2 separate regions of the Homo sapiens genome follow, and region 2 is linked to region 1. The links are chromatin loops, found by intact Hi-C in ENCODE. Cell type or tissue: B cell. All regions are shown on one strand. Each heading gives the region's core, and the rest is flanking DNA. Links, peaks and the distances in the headings are about the cores only. Region 1 has its middle 31 kb from the start of LINC01108. Region 2 has its middle 27 kb from the start of LINC01108.

Region 1 (2,919 bases), core at 221-2,720:
ATAAAACAACGCAGAAGTCCTTTTCCCTGACACATGGTGAACATAACTCAGTAACACCACCTTATCTGGTGATCTCTGTTACTCAGTTTCATTCGGGAGCTGTGAAGTCACCTGGAACAATGTTTGGTGTACACTGTATAGGAATCCCATGGGCAGCTGTAGCGGGGAATATGGAAGAGAAGCAGTCCCAGTCATGCCTTGTAAGACACGACCTTACCTGTGGGCTTCAGGGCTGCAGAGCAGCTTCCATGCACACTGTCACACATGATGCCCAAAACACCATGATACACGAAACACGTATCATTAACTGCATCTTATTGATGAGAAAGGTAACACCTGGAGAGCTTCTACATTGCCAAAAGCTCACAACAAACACTGTAGAAGAAAAATTCAGGTTTTCTGACTCTTAGAGCAATCTTTTCATTTACCTCACCAAGCTGCTCTTGGAAACAAAGCAGTGGGGAAAGAGGCGTGATGGGGATGATAGCGCCCAAATGGGAATTTTTGCAGCACTAGGTAGGGACAGAGAGTCTAGACAACCACCAGCTCCCACCTCCTCCCCAGTCTATCTGGGAAACTTCCCTCCCTCATCTGCCCATCCATCTATTATAGATAGCCATCCATCCATCTCATTTTAAAGATGAAGAAACGGGCCCAGAGAGGTCAAATATCTTGCCCAGGATCACACAGCTGGTTAATAGCAGAGTCAGGACTAAAACTAACCTGAGCTCAATCAATTTTTTTTTTTTTTTTTTTGAGATGGAGTCTTTCTCTGTCGCCCAGGCTGGAGTGTAGCGGCGCAATATCAGCTCACTGCAACCTCCGCCTCCCGGGTTGAAGTGATTCTCCTGCCTCAGCTTCCTGAGCAGGTGGGATTACAGGCGGCCACCACTATGCCCAGCTAATTTTTGTATTTTTAGTAGAGACGGGGTTTCATCATGTTGGCCAGACTAGTCTTGAACTCCTGACCTCAGGTAACCCACAGCCTCGGCCTCCCAAAGTGCTGGGATTGCAGGCATGAGCCACTGCACCCGGCCAAATTCAAGTCTTCTGATGCTCAGTATTGACTATATACTGGGCCAATTCAAGAGAATGGCAGTATGATCTTTGGGTAAATTTGCTAATGTACTTTTTCCTTGTGTTTTCTGTTACCCGTGTCCCTCCCCTTTATTCTAGAAGTAGCTCGATATGTCATGCTTATCGCCTGAGTGAAGGAGGAAGATGCAAGAACAAAGTCACCCGAGAGGGTACGTGGGGTGTTAAATTTAAGTTTAGCTTAAAGATGCCTCCTTACATATTTTAAGTTCAGCCTAAAGGTTTCTTCATGCACAGTGAACTGTAACCTACCCGAATGTGTAAACAGACTGTAACCTACTCTCATGCCAATCGCTGAGTTTCTCGGCCAATCACAGGTGGCCAAATGCTCAAACCCTTTTCAAATAAGGCGCACACCGAGGTGTAACCAATCCAGCTGTTTATGTATCTCACTTCCATTTTCTGTACATCACTTTGCTTTCGCTTTCTACAAGTCTTTTTCAACCAGGCCTAGAGCCTCTCTGAACCTATTGTGGTTTGGGGGCTGCCCAATTCACAAATCATTCGTTGCTCAATTGAAGTTTGTTAAACTTAATTTGTCTGCCAGGCACATATTTTTGCAGGGGACAGGGAAATGTCCATATAGACAGTTTGGGTCACCTCAAATCAGCATGTCTGCAGCACCAGTATGGCGGTCCCATCCCATAGAATTCTGAGAAATAAATTCTGCTTCATCCAGTGGGAGGAATCTGCTTGCAGTCCACCCTTCTAGAACCAAAGCCCAGCACTGGGGCCTTGGACGACCCTATAGGTGCGAGGTCTGGGCCCTTCAAGTATCTGATAGACCCCGGCAGTAAAGAGTCAGACAGGGCCGGGCGCGGCAGCTCACACCTATAATCCCAGCACTTTGGGAAGCCGAGGCGGGCAGATTGCCTGAGCTCAGGAGTTTAAGACCAGCCTGGGCAACATGGTGAAACCCTGTCTCTACTAAAATACAAAAAATTAGCTGGGCGTGGCGGTGTGTGCCTGTAGTCCCAGCTACTCGGGAGACTGGGGCAGGAGAATTGCTTGAACCCAAAAGGCGGAGGTCGCAGTGAGCCGAGATTGTGCCACTGTACTCCAGCCTGGGCAACAGAGCGAGACTCTCTCCAAGAAAAAAAAAAGAATCAGATATTTCCCCAGAAAGGAAAAATGGGCCTATGGATGCTTCAAGCACCTGAAGAGGACTTAGAAATGTTCACAGAAAATACTTCAAAGTGCAGGGTCTCCCAAGGGTTAAGGCCTGGTGCAGGAGTCCTGTTCATCCAGGCCTCGGGGCAATACTGCACCAGATCAAAGAGGGGGAAGAAAGTCAATATGATCTTGGGGACTCAAAGCATAAAATGTATATGATGATATAAATGTAAGGTTTCCCCACCCTGGGACTGGATAGATTCCCTGGGTCTGAAAGTGAGGGAGAGGAGCATGGGAAGGGAGGGAGGGAAGACTGAGATGCTCCTGGCTCTTGAGTTTTGTAGGAAAGAGAAGAAGGAATAATACCGTGAGTGCAGAGAGGATCACCCTCCTGGGCCTAGGGAAAGCCTTGAGGGGTAGTAAGGCCCACCCACCCCCTACCTGTTTTCACCACCCCCTACCTGTTTTCACCATGCCTGGCAAGGTCAGGTACAGAGGAAATGTCGTGAGGTGTGTCTGGGGGGGCAGGCTGGAGGCAGCCTCTCAGAAGCTCTCTCCCCTAGGGTGTGCTGGGCCAGTGATGTGTTTTCTGTGCTCCCAAGAGGGTGCAGGCATGGCAGAGAGAAAGAGAGAGGAGAGAGGCAGACAGAACCTAAGAAGTAGTTAGCAACAAAGGCATCCTGGCAGAGAGCTGGGTGAGGAAGAAGGACC
Region 2 (2,919 bases), core at 223-2,722, 58 kb before region 1:
ATTCAGGGTTTGGGATGCCAGTTATTTCTCTTCCCATCTTAGGCACAACAAACAGCTTTCCCTGTCCAAAGAGGATACTGAGGGCCAGTTGCTGTCATCATTTCCTACTTCCCTCAATTTGCAAAAACTACCAACTTCTTTCTTTTTTGTATTCAAAGTGCTAAGTTGCTGGATATTTTGCAGGTAGAGAGACATCAGACCACCATGAGCCCTCTAGAGAGCATGTTAACACAAGCAGCCCTGCAGGTGAGGGCTTTGAGCAAGCATGTAATGAGCATTCTAGGATTCCTCCCTAGATCATACACTTCCAGAGAGAGGCCTAAAATACAGACTTCCAGAGGACAGAGGTCTTTGCCTATTCAGTTCGCTGATTTATATATATATATATATATATATATATATATATATATATATATATATATCTCCTAGAAAAGTGCCCGGCAGATGGCAGGCCCTGAAAAAATATGTGTTGAATAAATACATATTTGCTGACTGAATGAATGCTTCTGGGGCAAAATGGCTCCAAAACCAGCCAGCCTCAGGCCGCCTGACCACCTTCTCTACCACTTACTCACTGTGGGGCTTCTTAAAAGTCACTTATCCTTCCTCTACTCTATTTCCTTTTCCCTAAAGAAGAGAGAATCCCACCAACTATGGGGATAGTCTTATGGATTAGGGGCTGTACCTGCAAAGCATGTGACGTGAAGAAGAAATCAGAGTGACTTGGCAGCCTTAGATACTGTGCTGAGGATCTGGAGTCGGGAGGATCTGGCCCACTCTCTGAGGAAAGAACTGTCATCTGATGCTGGTGACCTCAAAAGTGTAAAGTGTTGCTACAACCTTCAACCTCTTAGGGCAGAGAAGGAAGACTATGGATTCACAATTCTTGGCCCCAGCTGTAGTTTCTCAAGAAAGCTCATGCAATGAGCTCATGATCAGGTGCTTTTAATGAGACCTCCCGATCCTCCTAGGTGGTTTCCCTTGTGACAAATGATCCTGTCTGGCAAGACCCTATCTTTGTCATTGTGGACTTGTGCTCACAACCAGTTACCTAGGCATCCCATGCCTTCTCACTTCCTCCTCCCTCTCTCTCTCTCTCTTTCCAGGTTCAGTGATTCAAGGCCTAAACTACCAAGATGCATCTTACTTATCCTCAGTGGGGATTGCTGCACTAAGTTATAGATTCTGAATTTGTGAAGCAATTTGGTCAAGTTTATACTTTCTATTTTTGGCTAGGAGTGGGAGGGGCAACTGTATGCCAATAGGCTATCTCAATTCTAGAAACATCCCCTCTTGCAAGATGAAATTATCCCCACTATATCAACATTCACAGCCTGTTTGCACTGGTATGGCTTTGATAGAACTTGTATCAGTATAAATATTACTTTAGCTTTTAACTGCTAATTATATCAACATAAACTTAATTTATAGTGATAATCACCGTCATAATGTGCTGCTGCCAAACATCCCCACTGATGCTTTGAGGCATCGTGTAAACTCAGCCATTAGCAATCATGTAAATGTTCCCATTACTCATTATGATACTGGCTAAAGAACTTCTCTAATTGACTTCTTCCCAAAGTCCATAATAAGCAAGAACAACAGAAGACCAGAGAGTGTTGATCAATTTATGACAACCATCTTGTTTCTTACAATAGCCCATGCTGATAAATATAAAGTTGCAAAAGAGGACCTCAGAATAGCATGAACAGATTCTCAATTCCACATTTAGTTTCGGTCACGTCAATCGAATCACAACACTATCACTCAGACAAATGCCAAGTAACACTTAGTTTGTATAGCGTGCCACTTCCATCTCCCTATGTCAGCATGAAAAAAAAAGGGGTGTTTGCATCTTGTAAATTCATATTGCTTTTTAATTCAAGAGATTCAAAGTGCTTTACTTTTTTCAATTATTGCTCCTTTTTCTGCGGTAGTTTAGCGGATATTTGTTGTTTATACCACTCACTCTCCACTCTCCCATCTAGAGGCAGCAGTGCCCTAATATTATTGGGCGTATATCCACCAACTCTTAGTCTATATTGTTTTCATTCAGCCAACTCCATCCCCCAGGCTTGAGAGTGAAGCATGTAATCTAAGATAATCCAATCACCACACTCTACCTGCCGCCTGTCCACAGTGATTTGTTCATGAGTGTGCATGTGACCCAAAGTCTGGCCCATCAAGGTTAATGAGATTCAAGTCTAGGAATCACAAATTTCTGTTTCTCCATTGGGTATGAGGCTCAGAGAAAGGCACTATGGGGCTGCAGTCCCAACCCTGATGAGGAGAGTAGAGCTAAACCCAGGGTAGTAGAGAAACAAGCCATCATGATATCTAAGCTTCTAAATCACAGTGCATCTGAAACCAGCCCCTTTCCTGGACTTTTCAATTATATGTGTGTCAAAAATCCCATTTTACTTAACCCAGTTGTGCTGTTTACTGTCACTCACAACCAAAATAATCCTAATTGATACAGGCAACCAGCAGACTTTGGGTATGATTACGTCTGTTTCTAAGATAAAGAAATGTGAGCAAAAAGAAATGATCTCCAGTCAGTAAAAGAGCTGTGTGAATTAAATACAGAGGCTGAAGATACCAAATATTCTAAAACTAAAGTGCCCTATAAATACATGAGTTTTAATAAAACTTAAAACTCAAAAGCCAGAGTTTCTGATCACATCCAGTCTCAAATATTTCTGATTCTTCAATTGATTCAGCGCCAGAGAAACCAAATCTCCCAGTAGGCCAACAGAAGCTTCAGGAAAGTAGCAGGGAATTCAGGGTGAGGCGAAAAGGGGAGGTATAGGGAGTCTATGAAATGACCAATTTCAAATTCAGAAAAGCTGGCAAGAGTCTAAAGTAAAATCTAAGAAGCTAGATCTGTAAGAATCTCTGATACTTGTGAAATCTAGTTTA

What was found. Peaks named below come from ENCODE experiments on the same cell type or tissue, not always from the same donor. Only the 100,000 strongest peaks of a DNase experiment are listed, where the experiment ranks them.
Region 2: it touches region 1 in a loop (2.2-fold over the local background); 1 of 110 quality-filtered maps calls a loop at or near these places.

What each region holds. Positions count from the first base shown.
Region 1 is chr6:14,253,250-14,256,168 of GRCh38, reverse strand. No RefSeq gene overlaps it. Among named protein-coding and RNA genes, the nearest start is that of LINC01108, 31 kb to the left of the region's middle. In B cell, for the core only: no CTCF peak of the experiment used is centred there; a DNase peak (open chromatin) is centred at 1,378; H3K4me3 peaks cover 733 bases; H3K27ac peaks cover 1,883 bases.
Region 2 is chr6:14,311,473-14,314,391 of GRCh38, reverse strand. No RefSeq gene overlaps it. Among named protein-coding and RNA genes, the nearest start is that of LINC01108, 27 kb to the right of the region's middle. In B cell, for the core only: no CTCF peak of the experiment used is centred there; DNase peaks (open chromatin) are centred at 1,011 and 1,711; H3K27ac peaks cover 2,282 bases.